2 separate regions of the Homo sapiens genome follow, and region 2 is linked to region 1. A link is an interaction called in ENCODE POLR2A ChIA-PET data of the cell type or tissue named here. Cell type or tissue: PC-9. All regions are shown on one strand.

Region 1 (8,000 bases):
TAGCTGTAAATATGAAAATTAAAACAAATAAAGCTCTTAAAAAATCTAAAAATATTTTTATGATCTTAAGTTAGGCAAAGGTTTCTTATACAGGACATGAAATGTGCTAACCATATGGGATATTTTTGATAGGTTAAACAATATTAAGATAAAGAACTTCTAATCATCAAAAAACTTGCTTTAAGACAGTGAAGAGACCGGGTGCAGTGGCTCATGCCTGTAATCCCAGCACTTTGGGAGGCCAAGGCAGGTGGAGGGAGGTCAAAGCTACAGTGAACTGAGATCACGCCACTGCACTTCAGCCTGGATGACACAGTGAGACCCTGTCTGGAAAAAAAAAAGAAAAGACAGTGAAAGGATGCTGGGTGCAGTGGTATGCACCTGTAGGTAGTCCTAGCTACTGAGGAGGCAGAGGCAGGAAGATTGAAAGTTCAAGATCAGTCTGGGCAAAATAGGAGACTCTTACACTGCCCTCATCTCCAAAAAAAAAAAAAAAAAGACAGTGAAGGCAAACACAGAGCGGAAAAAGATAGTTGCAATACATATATTTGACAAAGGACTTGTATTCAGAATATGTAAAAAGCAAAATAAAACCTTTAAGGAAAAGATAGATAATATAGTAGAAACAAACAAAAACTTGAACAGTTGCTTCACAAAAAAGAATAACCAAATGCAAAAAAAAATGCTAAATATCTTTAGTCAACAACAGCAAAACAATTAAGGCAAATGAGATACCACTCAACAGACAGGCTAAAATGAAAAATATGAAATGTCAGTAAATATGTGCAACACTGGGAACTCCCACACACTGGTGGAAGTGGATATTGGTACCTGGTAGCAGTAACCACTAAAGCTGAAATGTCCATATCTGTGATCCATCAATTTCATTCCTAGGTATATACCCAACAAAAATGCGTTACATATATTCATCAAAAGCACATGTACAAGAATGTTCATAAAGCAGCACTGTTTGTAATAGCCCCAAACTAGAAACTATCTAAGTACTCATTAGAATAAATAAATTATAGAATATTCACATAATACAATACTATGCAGAAATGAGAATTAACAAATCACAACTAAACACAATGATGTAGATGAACTGTACAAAAATAATGTTGGGCAAAGGAAGATAGACATGAAAGATTACATACTATGTGATTCCATTTATATAAAGTTTAAAAACAGGCAAATCATTCTATGGGTTAAAAATCAGGACAGTGGTTACCCTTGAGAGGATAGGAGGGAGGCTTCTGAGTGACTGGTAATGTTCTGTTTCTTAGTTTAGGTTCAGGTTACAAAGTACGTTTACTTTGTGGAAATTCATCAAGCTATATACATTTAGATTTGTACACTTTGGTACATGTAGTTATACTTCAATAAAATGTTTAACAAATACAATAAAAATATAGACACACCACACACACAATACAAAATTATGGGAAGTATCTACTTAAACTAGTTGATATGGTTTGAATCTGTGTCCCCACCCAAATCTCATGTAGGATTGTAATCCTCAGTATTGGAGGTGGGGCCTGGTGGGAGGTGATTGGATCATGGGGGTGAATTTTCTCCTCCGTGCTGTTCTTGTGATAGTGAGTGGGTTCTCATGAGACCTGGTTGTTTAAAAGTGCCACCTTCCCCCATTTCTCTCTCTTGCTCTTATTCTGGCCATGTAAGATGTGCCTACTTCCCCTTCGCCTTCCACCATAACTAAAAGTTACCTGAGGCCTCCCCAGAAGCCACGCAGATGTCAGCATCATGCTTCCTGTACAGCCTGCAGAACTGTGGGCCAATTAAACCTCTTTTCTGTATAAATTACCCAGTCTCAGGTATTTCTTTATAGCAGTGAGAAAACAGACTAATACTCTAGTATTCTCATACCTTGTTGATAAACTGGTACAAACATTTTGGAAAGTGATTTGGATATATGTATAGTCCACTTTAACTGTATAACATACATATATTCCTATTTCTGAGAATCTTTCCTAAGAAAAAAATTCAAAATATGGGGAAATACTATGAATAAAAATGTTTATCACAGAGTCAAAGTCAATTATAACTATAGCATATCCTGTTAGTATAGTTTTATTCAGCCAGTTGTGACTACTTTGAAAACTCTGGTGCAACATGACAAAAGCTTTTGGTATGATGTAGGGTGAAAAAGGAAACAGAAACTTGTATGCTCACTATTATTATAACTAAGGAAATATACCAGTTAGAATAACATAACTAAAAAGGAAAACACACAAATGATATATATGCAACTTTCTTGCCCAATCTCATCTACTCTTGTGACTCATACGGATCACATATGTACAGAGCTAGACAGGATCTCACTCTGTTGCCCAGGCTGTAGTGCAGTGGTGTCATCACATCTCAGTGCAGCCCCAAACTCCTGTTGCCCAGGCTGTAGTGCACTGGTTTCATCACATCTGACTGCAGCCCCAAACTCCTGGGCTCCAGGGATCCTCCCACCTCAGCTTCCAGAGTAGCTAGGACTACAAGTGTGCACCAGCATGCCCAGCTAATTTTTTTTTCTTTTTTTGGCAGAGGCAGGGTCTCACTATGTTGCCCAGGCTGTTCTCAAACTCCTGGGCTCAAGGCATCCTCCCCGCTCGGCTTCCCAAAGCCTGGTATTATAGGTGTGAGCCATCACATCTGGCCCAATGATGACTCTTTAATTTGTTTCTTCAGCCCACATCTTTCTCCTGAGCTCCAGGAGGTTCAGAATTGACCCTATGCATCTCCCCTTGGATGTTCCACAGTTTTCTCAAATGTCTTCATCCTATATTCACTATCTTGGGTAGAAATGACCAGGAATAAGAACCAAGACAAGAACCCAGTTAGTTATCCAAACAAGAGAACTGAGAGTCATTCTTGTCACCCCCAGCTCCCCATTTCCCATACCTCCATCCCTTGCCACTCCCTAAGACTACGGTGTCTCTTAAACAGCCTGTTGAATCCATCTCCTCCCATTCATTCATCTGTCCATCCATCCGTCCTTCTTCCATTGCCTTAGTTCAAACTTTTATTATTTTTCCTCCTGGATTATTCCAAAAGCTTTCCAACTAGTCTTTCTAGCACTATGTGATTCTTTTTCATCTTTTTAATCTTGTTGTCACCTGCCTGTTTTCCCAGTTTTATATCTGGTTACTCTCTCATGGGAATCCCACACTGCAGCCACACGAAAGTTATTACAGTGACCAAACAGGTTATACACTCTGTTTCACTTCCTTTGCCTTCCTCCAGCTTGGAATTTCCTACTCCTACCTATTCTTTCCCCCACCCTTTTCCTAATCTTATTTGCTTGACTCACCATTCAAGATGCAGCTCAAGCCTCTCCTTGGCTAGAGAACCTTTGGGGAATCACATTGTTATATGATTGTAATCATGGGGTACACTAATTCTCCTTCTTGTTTTTATCACTAACATTAAAACGGAGCAATTTTTTAATTTGCCAAGGTACTCTTCATAATTATTATTTAACATGCAATATTAAGCTCTCTATCTCCTTGCTCCCATGGCATACTAGTATAATCTTTATTATATCACTTATCACTTTGTTTTAGAATTATTTTTTGCATGTCCTCCTCCTCCACTAAGCCCTGAGTTCCTTGAGGGCAAATACTTTTGTCATATTCATTTCTATATCCTTAGCACAGAGCCTGCTGCAAAGTAGGAATTCACTAAATGAAAGCTAGTCAATGACTAAGTAATGGTGATTGTGTTCACACAATAGTCTTTTGGATAACATTTTTTTTCCTTTTCTCAATTCCCCAAATTTTCTGTAGCTACTTATTATTTAGATTCACCATCTTTTTTTTTAAGGGAGATTTAGAATATAACTTTTAGTAATATTACCCTTAACATTTTAAATGATTTTTATTTATAAAATGCCTTATGACTCCCAACTTCACTCAGTAAGTACAATCAAGGCTGGGTGAAGTAGCTCATGCCTATAATCCCAACATGTTGGGAGGATTGCTTGAGGCTAGGAGTTTGAGACCAGCCTGGGCAACACGGCAAGGCCCCGTCTCTATACAAAATGGATAAAATCAGCCCCAGGTGCGGTGGTGCAAGCCTGTAGTCCCATCTACTTGGGAGGCTGATGTGAGAGGATTGCTTGAGCCCAGGAGGTCAAGGCTGCAGTGAGCTATGATTGTGCCACTGCACTCCAGCCTGAACTACAGAGTGAGATTGTTTCAAAAAAAGTACACTCAGCCCTCCGTATTCATGGTATCTATATCCATGGATTTAATCAACTAAAGATTAAAAACATTTGAAAAAAAAAAGAAATAGTAGTGGTTGCATTCTATGCTGAACATGTACAGACTTTTCTTTTTTGTCATTATTCCCTAAACAATACTGTATAGCAACTATTTACAGAGCATTTACATTGTACTAGGTATCATAAGTAATCTAGAGATGATTTAAAGTTTTTAAGTATGTAAATATGACACCATTTTATATAAGGGACTTGAGTATCCATGAATTTTGGTATGGGAAGGTGGTCCTTAAACCAATCCCCTATGGATACCAAGGGACAACTGTACATACACAATGAAGAAAAACTGGAGCACCATTTGTTATCTCCCATTCTATCTGTAACACACTTCATCATTCCTAATTAACAGTTACCTCTCAGTCTTTATCTAACTAGCCCTCCTAGCAGTATTTGATTCAGCTGATTGCTCCCTTCTTCTTAAACCTCTGTCTTTATTTGACCTCTGGGACACTATCCTCCCACCTTGATGGCCACAACTACCTCCCATGGACCCTGGTTCTCAACCTTGACTGCACATTAGAATCACCTGAGAAACTTTTTAAAAAGAAATACCAAATCCAGGCCCCTTTTGTATCAGAATCTTTGGGGCTGGAGTCAGGATATCAAGGTTTTTTTTTTGTTTTTGTTTTTGTTTTTGTTTTTGAGACGGAGTTTCACTCTTGTTGCCCAGGCTAGAGTGCAATGGCGCGACCTCTGCTCACTGCAACCTCCACCTCCTGGGTTCAAGCGATTCTCCTGCCTCAGCCTCCTGAGTAGCTGGGATTACAAGCATGGGTCACCATGCCCTGCTAAATTTTTTTGTATTTTTAGTAGACACAGGGTTTCTCCATGTTGGTCAGGCTGGTCTTGAACTCCCAACCTCAGGTGATCCGGCCGCCTCAGCCTCCCGAAGTGTTGGGATCACAGGTGTGAGCCACTGTGCCCGGCCGGGATATCAAGGGTTTTAAAGCAGTCCAGGTGATTCTAATTGGGACCAGTGTTGAGCAGCACACTGTGTGGGTTTAAAAACCATCTCTATGCAGATTAGTTCAGAATACATGTCTCCAGCCCTGACCACTCTCTGAGCTCCAACCTCGGCTAGCATGGCTTCTCTTGGGCTGTCTAATAACTCACATATCCAAAACGGAACTCTTGATTTTTGCCCCCAAACCTGTTCTTTCCCCAGTTTTCCCATCTCTGTAAATGGCCCCATTAGTTAGTAGTTGCTGAGGCTGAAATCCTAGGAATTGTCTGATTCCACACTTCCCACATCCACATAATTAAGTTCTGATCTGCTACGCATTAAAAGCATATTCTAATATTACCATTGCTCCTTTTCTTCATGGCTACCACTCTAGGCTACCGTCATCTCTTACTGAGCTAAAACAATAACTTCATAGTCTCCCTGCTTCCACTCCTGCATTCCTGCCCTACATTGCCCTCAGCGTCCACAATGACTTGGCCTCTGTTCTAGATCTTCAGCCTCCTCTCTGAGCATTCTCTGCCTTGCTCACTCTCTGCTTCACCTCATCGGCCTATTTTTTTTTTAATTTTTTTTTTTTAAAACAGTCTCCCTCTGTCACCCAGGCTGGAGTGCAGTGGCACAATCTCGGCTCACTGCAACCTCCACCTCCCGGGTTCAAGCAATTTTCCTGCCTCACCCTCCTGAGTGGCTGGGATTACAGGTGCCTGCCACCATGCCCAGTTAATTTTTGTATTTTTGGTAGAGATGGGGTTTTGCCATGTTGGCCAGGCTGGTCTTGAACTCCTGACCTCAAGTGATGTGTCTGCCTCTGCCTCCCAAAGTGCTGGGATTACAGGCATGAGCCAGTATGCCTGACTCCTCTTTTCTTTTTTCTTTTCTTTTTTGAGACAGGGTCTCACTCTGTCACCCAGGCTGGAGTGCCGTGGCCCGATCACAGCTCACTGCAGCCTTGACCTCCTAGGCTCAAAGGATCCTCCCATATCAGTCTCCAGAGTAGCTGGTACTACAGGCACACACCACCATGCCTGGCTAATTTTTAAATTTTTTGTAGAGATGGTTTTTTTGCCACATTGGCCAGGCTGGTCTCGAACTACTAGGCTCAAGGGATCCACCTGCGTCAGCCTCCCAAAGTGCTGGGATTACAGGCATTAGCCACCTCATTGGGCTTCTTAAAGCTGTTCCTCAAACAGAACAAGTACTGCTACCTCAAGACAGAAAGCCCTTGTGAGAGACCTCGGCATACAGAATCCTAAGTGTCTTGAGAGGAGGGAAGGGCATGGTTATTGGAAAGAGAAACCAAATTAGGAACAGAACTGGTCATCAAAGATATACTTTACCATTTTGTTTAGAACCTGTCTCTTTTCAACTAACAAAGTGATAGAAGTACAGCAATGTTTAGACTCAAGGTCCTTACTGAATAAGGCCCCCAAAAGGATATGGGAGCATGTCCTACCAAGACTATAGTGCATTTTTGAACAAAAAGCTTTTATATTAATAGCATCCATACTTTACTAACTAGCATTTTTTTTTCTTTTGAGATGGAGTTTCGCTCTTGTTGCCCAGGCTGGAGTGAAATGGCGTGATCTTGGCTCACCGCAACCTCTGCCTCCCGGGTTTAAGCGATTCTCCTACCTCAGCCCCCCAAGTAGCTGGGATTACAGGCATGCACCACCACACCTGGCTAATTTTGTATTTTTTAGTAGAGACGGGGTTTCTCCATGTTGGCCAGGCTGGTCCCCTGAGATCTCCCGACCTCAGGTGATCCACCCGCCTTGGCCTCCCAAAGTGCTGGGATTACAGGCATGAGCCACTGCACCTGGCCTTGCATTTTTGAATGCTTACTATATGCTAGGTTCTATACAGAGTGTTTAAATGCATTATCTAATATGCTCCTGTCAATAAACTCTATAAGATAGATAATATTGTTCTTCTCATTTTTTTAAGCAGTAAAACTCAGGTTTAGAGGGATTAGGGAGCTTGTCCAAGGTCACGCAGATATCAAGGGAAGAAACCAGGATTGGAACCCAGGTCTGCTTGAGGCCAAGTCTGTGCTCTCAACTGTTCTGCATAGGCCTTTATTCCTTTCAGTTTCCACAGATATGCTTCTTGATTTCTGGATGGAATGTCATGGAGCTTTCAGTTACAGACAGGAGCTTAAGGGAAGCTCTTTGGCTTCTCACCCTTTCTTGTCCTCCATCTTCCCTCTTCATTGACTCAGTATAAGACAGATAGGCTGGGGTGAAGACACCTCATAACAACAATGGTAACCTCAGCTAGAGAGCAGGCAAAAACAGCAGTGGAAAAGTAACTCCAAGCCTGACAACCAAAGCAACGAAGACATATCAAGCAAAACATTAGCTGAAATGAACTGAGAATCAGTCAGCTTTATAAGGAAAACTACAGGGAAGCGTAAGATTTTACTTGTCTAAATAGAGTCAAACAAAGCTGCTGTAATATATATTGCTCTTATTCTTTTTGTTAAGCAGTTATAGACTTATTAAACAGAAGAAATTTAAATGTTAGTTTAGGCATTCTACCATTTTCCTGGTTTGGGATATCAATTTAACTTAACATTATCAAAACAGTCTTAATTTTCAAGTATATGGCCTCTTACACAGATGACTATTAAATTTTATATATACTTTTTATTACATTGGATAATTCAGTGCATTTTTGGTGCTATAATTTTGAATGACTCTTTCCAGGGTTCTGAGGTAGCTTGCACCTGCTCTAGTTAGTGCTTTTTAT
Region 2 (8,000 bases), 110 kb before region 1:
TGTGCTTACCCTGACTACTTTCATTCTGGTTTTCTGCTTTTCTCTTTCTTCCCCTGGATGATTCCGATTGTTTCTTCTCCGGTGTCTACAGAAAACAAGATAACAGATTTTTAAATGACAGTTTTAATATACAAAATTATCACAGTCAACATAAAACCATGTTTCGAGACCAAAAAAATAGCATTCAGTAGTGCTCAAGAGATGTTAATATACTGTTATTTACACACAATTTATTTAAAAGATAAAATTTCCTATTGTATACATTTTAAAATTCCAAGTAGAGAAGACCTTGTACATATTATCTGATATTCAGTTACAGAATTTGACATGAAGTGGATGAAAAATCCTAGAATAATTAGCCTTTAAAAGATGACCTTCAAATGCTTAACTGGATGAGGGGGAAAAAAATCACCTTAGTGTTTCCTATGAGTTTTTTCCTATTAAGTTTTTCCTTAGTTTCCTACTACTCAAACATACTTAGTGTATAAAAGTAAACTTGGATGAGAAAAAAGGGGCAGAACACAAACCCTGATATACACAATCCCTACTAAAAAGGACCATCCACGTAAATGCCTGGCAATTATTATCCAACCGTTATAGCCAATTCACAGATTATGCCCCAGATAACGGATCAGTAAACTATGGCCTATGGGCCTAATCAGTTTGGTCACCTGTTCTGTATGATCGAACCATAGCTTTCACACTTTTAAATGTTTGAAATTTTAAAAATTCAAAACAAAAAGAATATTTTGTGGTGTGAGAATTACAAGAAATTCAAGTTTCAGTATTCCTAATAAAATTTTATTGGAACACAGCCACACTCTTTCATTTAGGTATTGTCTATAGCTGCTTTTACATTACAACGGCAGAGCTGAGTAGCTGCAACAGAGTTGGAATGGCCCATAAAGTCGCAAGCATCTGGCTTTTTACAAAAAAAGTTAACAGATCCCTGCTCTAGATGGTGGCTCTGGTTCCAAATGACATGTGTGTTCCTATAACAGATAGAAAGTATCTTCATTAGACTAATACAAGTAATTTTTCTGGAGTTTGACAAACTTTCCTGCTTAGTCAAAAATTAAAACCAAGAGCAAAAGCACAGGCAATGGCACCAGGCCCTCAAATTCTAGAAACGTGGTAAGCACCTCTGGTGCCAGAAAAATTCCTGAACTTCACAAGAGCTCCACTAATATTTGACTGAATGAATGAATGAATCTTACTAAACAACTTAAAATAAATCTCTTAAAAGCATCATGGTCCCCCAACAAGGAAGGGATTTAATCCGTATTTTCATGTCTCTGAGTGGGCCTACAATTAAATATATGAATAACAATACATAGCCTAATTCTTATTGAACACATATTGTTCCTCTAAGTACCATCTTGAGTATTTAAAGTTCTCCCACCTCCATTTTGCCAACAAGATAACAGATTCAGAGAAATTGGACCAAATGTTCATAGCATCTGAATTCTTTAAATACAGATGTTACATCTTCTCCCTATCTCACCCTCTTACCCCACCCCTAGCATACAGTTATTACTTGATAAATACATGCATGAATATTAAGTAACCTACTCAAGGTAACACTACCAGTGTGGCAGAGCCAGGATTCAAATTAAATTCAGTTCTGTATGATTCTAAGACCTAAATGCTCTTTATTTTTTCTATGATATCCTACATCAAGAACTAACTAAATGAATCTACTATACAAAAATATTTCAGAATTTTACTGTTTATGAATAAAACTCAATATGTCCAATGAAATGCCAGTATGTTTTCATTTCACAAACCAGAAGTCTTAAAGAAATCCACCCTAACTGGCCATCTACTCAGGAGGTAGACTGATGTACCAGCAATTTTGGGTAGGTAGTTTACTACTTTTGTTTCATTGTCAAAATTACCAAACTCAAACAATAATCAATCTTCTGTTTTCCTAGAAATAAAAATATCACTACATTAAAAATTCTTTTAACATTTATTAAAGAACCCTAAATCGGCCGGGTGCAGTGACTCATGCCTGCAATCTCAGCACTTTCGGAGGCCGAGGCGGGCAGATCATATGAGGTCAGGAGTTCTAGACCAGCCTGGCCAACATGGTGAAACCCTGACTCTACTAAAAATATAAAAATTAGCCGGGCATGGTGGTGCATGCCTGTAGTGCCAGCTACTCGGGAGGCTGAAGCACAAGACTCGCTTGAACACAGGAGGTAGGGGTTGCAGTGAGCCAAGATCACACCACTGCACTCCAGTTTGGGTGACACAGCGAGACTCCATCTCAAAAACAAAAGAACCCCAAGTCTACGTTAAAATAAAAGATCCCCAAATAATAATTTATTCATATCCTTCCTAACTTAATTTATATATAAAAAAGCGAAGAAAACATAATTTTTCAGAATCCTTTAATGTTATACTAATTTTTTAAGCATGGCAGGATCCTATTCGAATTCCATCTTAAATCTTGACTAGGTACTCTTGAACAGGCAAAAATAGGGGGGAAAAACCCATACAAAATGTTATAATTCTGAAACAGTTGTATTGGAAACAGCATTTTCTAGCTAGAAAACAAAATAAAATGTAAAGTTCAAAATGGTTCTGTACCATTTTCTAAAGTATATCCTAAGGAACTAGTGTTCAATGGTAGGTTGAGAAGACTATGTTCTAAATGAGGGTAAAAAGGGGTGAGTTCAAACGGGGTAAACAAAATTAGATTTCTTTACTGCAAGGCTTCTCAGAACCATCAAAATGCTAACATGCACTGGCTATCTCCAAAAGAGGGATGAGGTGGGAAGATACAATAAATTTTCAAAACTTATTTGAGACAACATTCGTTAAATACTTCACTGGATATGCACTTCAGGATATTTAAGGTTGTTTTGTTGTTTAACATACAGATTACTTAGTTTTGTTGTTTAACATATAGATTACTTCGTGAAGCCTTTTTCCTCTGAGGCAGAATTTCCCAGTGTGGAGGTATGGGACAGTCCATTGGCAAAAATGTCTTTTCATTAAACCAACCAAAAAGCAAACGAATGCATTATAATTATAGTAAAGAAGGCAACAAGTTTACCTCCTTTAAACCAGAGAAGAATTTACAGATGGAGAAGAAAAAGGGTAACAGGACTAAAATTAATTTTAAGACTGTTGTGCCCCAGAAGTTATTAAAGGGGAAGGAGAAGGGAAGGAAGTGTGTGGCTGAGTTAAGGCTCCAGCCTACCAGAGACATATCCTATGTTACCTCTACCCTGAATCTGCAAACACAGCATCTCCTATTTTAATATTGAGATTCCAGATGAGATTTCCTTTGAAAAAATAGTTCGACAGCTTTTAAAAAAAACTACTGATCATGACCAATGATTTCCTTGAGGAAATCCAAAGGACATCAACCAGGCCACCTATGTATTTGCTAAGGTATATAATGTGCACATATTAAACATTTTATATAGAACATTTTCAAGACTGCTCTTGCTAATAATGCTGTCATTTCTTTCTTTTATTCTCTATTTTTTCTTAGCTATCCTACTATAAATAGACCACTAAAGAAAAGATTAATACGGAAGGCAAAATAATAGGATTTGGCTTTGAAGTAAAGATGAAAAGTATTCAGTAATTATAAAAGGCCAAAGAGCTCCAATATACAATGAAACAGTCATTAGGAGAAAATGAAGAAAGGAGAGACTAGTACACTTTAAACCAAGTTAGCTGTGTAAATGTTAGATTTGTAATCATACCAAAACCTGAATGACTACTCTGGCATTTAGAGATTCCAAGATATTAGTGTGAATTTACACAGTATTTTCTACCAGTTGAAAGTTTGTTGAAAAAACACAAAGACAAATTTAAAGGACTCAAGAAGTGTAGTGATATAATTTAACTAATCCTCCAATTTTACTTGGAACTTAGGTCAGTGATTATTAATCAAGGTTTTTATATCTAATCATGTAGCCTGCTGCTTTTATCTTATAATAAAATATAAAGGAGTCTTTCTTCAATGTAAATAAGACCAAACATAAGAACACATGAATCTCAATGCTGTTACAGTATGAGGGACAGAAATCAATATGAATTATTCCATGAAAACAGATAACCACCTGTATAAGCCTCAAACTAGAGAGAGATTTAAAATTATGGAAATAAATGCATTACAGAAAATTTTACAGTATACAAAAAATATTTTAATAGCAACAAAAAAAGAGGGAATGGATATTAAAGTTTGTTCTTCATTGGGCCTCACTGAATAGACAACAAAAATCAGGTATCATCATCTCTAATAAAATCACTATAGTTAATAGACACAGAATATTTCTTTTTGTTAAACAAGAAAATACTTTAAAACAGAAACAAAAGTTACTCTAATATTAAATAGTATCCTTACAAAATATTCAATCTTCAAACCTGACAGAATGAATTTTTTTCTGACAGATCCATTCAGCCAAAGACTGGTTTCAAAACTGCAACTTCACTGGCTATTCTTTCTTTTTTTTTTTTTTGAGACGGAGTCTCGCTCTGTCGCCCAGGCTGGAGTGCAGCGGCGCAATCTCAGCTCACTGCAAGCTCTGCCTCCTGGGTTCACACCATTCTCCTGCCTCAGCCTCCCAAGTAGCTGGGACTACAGGCGCCCGCCACTATGCCCGGCTAATTTTTTTGTATTTTTAGTAGAGGGGGGTTTCACCGTGTTAGCCAGGATGGTCTCGATCTCCTGACCTAGTGATCCGCCCATCTTGGCCTCCCAGAGTGCTGGGATTACAGGCGTGAGCCACTGCGCCCAGCCCTCTCTGGCTATTCTAATGATTCATACTTGGGTACCAAATTCAAGGGTACTATAATTTGAACAAATGGCATGACAAACCTTTTTGCTGGCAGCTGGTAAAACAATGTTCAATTTTTATCCACATTTCTAGGCAAAACTTGTTGAACTAGATGTGAGACAGGAAAATGTTTGCTGCTTTGTATCCTATTTACATATAAACGTTACCATGAAATATGCACATCCGAATTCAAGGATGATTTTGAGCTGGTATGACCTGAAATTCACATAGTCTGTCTCTGCCCAAGAGTTAAAACTTTAATATTGATAACTATTATCTGTAAATATTTACTTGAACCTTTGACCTCTAAAAGAAGATCTCTACTATAATGCTGATTTTAATATTTAGTATAAAAAATTTATGTATGTAAAATTTTGGAATCCTATCATCAAATAAAAGCATTTCCTTGCAATTCTAAGTAAATCAAAATCATCATATCAGCAATTTGGAGTGTAGTATATTTTCTGCTGTACTGCCTTTATTGTTTAATAACGTGTAATATAAAAGATGGTAGAACACCAGTAAGAAGAAATTGGGTAACCACCCAACTAAAATATGTGCTGTCTTACAGGTATACTTAAAGTATGCCACCTCATACATTTTTGTAAAGGCTGAAGGACTCTATTTACACATGCACAGCATTCACAACCGTATCAGTACTCCAAAGAAATGTAATATTAAAACAATTATTTTATGCTCAATTTTTAACAACTACCTAACTTGACATCCTCACATTGTGACTTCTTAAACTCCTATCACTTGGACCCACTGCATTCACACATGTTTAAAGGAGTATACTAAGTTTTTAATATTGATGAAAATGATTTTGTCTGTTATTTTCTTATCACTTACGTAGTCTATTTCCTGGCACTTTCCCTTCTCTGGCTATCCCTTTAAGGCTTTATTTGTTAAACAGTATATACTATAAAATTAGAATAAAGTTGAACTTTCTCCCCTACTCAAATTACCTTGCCAGTAGTTTTCAAATCATACAAGAATAAAACAGCCATTTAGAACAACTGCTGAAGGGTGGGGGTTGGGAAGTAACACTTTCAGATAATTTATTCTGGAAATGTTGGCATTTTGAAAGTGCTTGTAATAGTCAAATTCAGAGCTGTGGTCTCACAACTTTTGACCCATTGTGACACTCACAATGGAGTAACATACTCCTGTATCATACCCCTACAAACATTCCTTTGAACACGAATCCCTAGGTCTGTACAATTATTTCTCTGGTATACATACTTTTAAATGTAAATGCTGTATCACAGAATATGTGCACTTAGGTTTTTTTTTTTTTTTCTGAGACAGAGTCTCACACTGTCACCCAGGCTGGAGTGCAGTGACACGATCTCGGCTCACTGCAAGCTCTGTCTCCTGGGTTCATGCTATTCTCCTGCCTCAGCCTCCCGAGTAGCTGGGACTACAGGCACCCGCCACCACACCCAGCTTGTTTTTTTTGTATTTTTAGTAGAGATGGGGTTTCTCCATGTTGGCCAGGATGGTCTCGATCTCTTGACCTTGTGATCCACCCGCCTCGGCCTCCCAAAGTGCTGGGACTACAGGCATGAGCCACCACGCCCGGCCACACACTTAGATTTTTAAAGATAATGCCAAATTGCACATTCAAAGCCAGTATCAATTGACATGTTTACATTAACACTGTATAAGACTACTCACCAATCCTTTGAGATGTGATGGGTAAAAAAGTGTTACTATTTTTCTCTATACCAATACAACTTTTTTTTTATTATTATACTTTAAGTTCTGAGGTACATGTGCAGAACGTACAAGTTTGTTACATAGGTATACACGTGCCAAGGTGGTTTGCTATAACCATCAACCTGTCATCTACATCAGGTATTTCTCCTTATGCTATCCCTCCCTCAGCCCCCACCTCAAAACAGGCCCTGTTATGTGAAGTCCCCCCAACCGCCCTGCCCCGTGTCCATGTGTTCTCACTGTTCAACTCCCACTTAAGAGTAAGAACATATGGTGTTTGGTCTTCTGTTCTTGTGTTAGTTTGCTGAGAATGATGGTTTCCAGCTTCATCCATGTCCCTGCAAAGGACATGAACTCATCCTTTTTTATGGCTGCATAGTATTCCGTGGTGCCAATACAACACTTTTAATCAGAAAAAAAGTGATCTTTTTTTCCTGAGACATGGGATCAGCCGGGCATGGTGGCTCAAGCCTGTAATTCTAGCACTTTGGGAGGCCAAGGTGGGTGGATCACCTGAGGTCAGGAGTTCGAGACCAGCCTGGCCAACATGGCGAAACCCCACCTCTACTAAAAATACAAAAAAATTAGCCAGATCTGGTGGTGAGCACCTGTAGTCCCAACTACTCGGGAGGTTGAGGCGGGAAAATTGCTTGTATCTGGGAGGCAGAGGTTGCAGTGAGCCAAGATCGCGCCATTGCACTCCAGCCTGGGCAACAAGAGCAAAACTCCGCCTCAAAAACAAAAACAAACAAAAAAAAGAAAGATGGGGTCTCGCTTCATTGTCCAGGCTGGACTGTAACTCCTAGGTTCAAGTGATCCTCCTGCCTCAGGCTCCCAAGTACCTGGGACTACAGACATGTGACCATACCCAGTTTCTTTGTTCTTTTTTTAAATTGCTCTATCATATCTTTATTAGCATTGATTCTCAATGCTGACTATACATCAATCATTTATAAAGCTTTTATTTAAAGCTTATGCTGGAATCTCCAGTCCAAATTTAACCATCTCTGGAAAAAGACCAAAGGAATCATTAATTTTAAAAAGGTCCAGAAGTGATGTTATGTATCATCAGGATTAGGAACAGTCTGTCTGTCTATCTAGGTTTATATATAAAATAGTACGTTGTATAGTTCCCACATACTCCACTTTACAGTATCTCTAAAATTAAGAATGTTATTCCTTAAAGTCTTCCCATATTAAAGACCAAAATTATTACATATAGCAGAAAACTAATTAGGTTATAAAAAGTCAAATGGGTTGTCATGGTTACTCAGTTATTTTAGAAAAATGAGAATCTTAAAGAAAATTCACTGTGTTCTACTGACATAAAAATACATCTTTCTAATATTTTTTAAACTAAAGAATAAAATTCTGAAACAAAATTTGTCAGTAATGTCAACTTGTGCTCAATGCTTTAAAAATCCAGTCTAAAAGCAACATTTATCAGATTAAACATTTGTGAAGTGCTGTTAGCTC

Evidence for each region. Peaks named below come from ENCODE experiments on the same cell type or tissue, not always from the same donor. Only the 100,000 strongest peaks of a DNase experiment are listed, where the experiment ranks them.
Region 2: POLR2A ChIA-PET joins it to region 1 with 7 read pairs; 4 of 35 experiments call an interaction of 5 or more read pairs at or near these places.

Annotation. Positions count from the first base shown.
Region 1 is chr2:171,171,024-171,179,023 of GRCh38, forward strand. It overlaps a transcript of TLK1 not described here. Among named protein-coding and RNA genes, the nearest start is that of TLK1, 14 kb to the left of the region's middle. RefSeq lists an enhancer at 2,129-2,458. In PC-9, no CTCF peak of the experiment used is centred here; DNase peaks (open chromatin) are centred at 3,268 and 3,658; H3K27ac peaks cover 1,289 bases.
Region 2 is chr2:171,061,072-171,069,071 of GRCh38, forward strand. TLK1 (tousled like kinase 1) reads right to left here. Exons shown (of 21, transcript NM_012290.5): 4 at 10-85. Among named protein-coding and RNA genes, the nearest start is that of TLK1, 96 kb to the right of the region's middle. In PC-9, no CTCF peak of the experiment used is centred here; no DNase peak of the experiment used is centred here.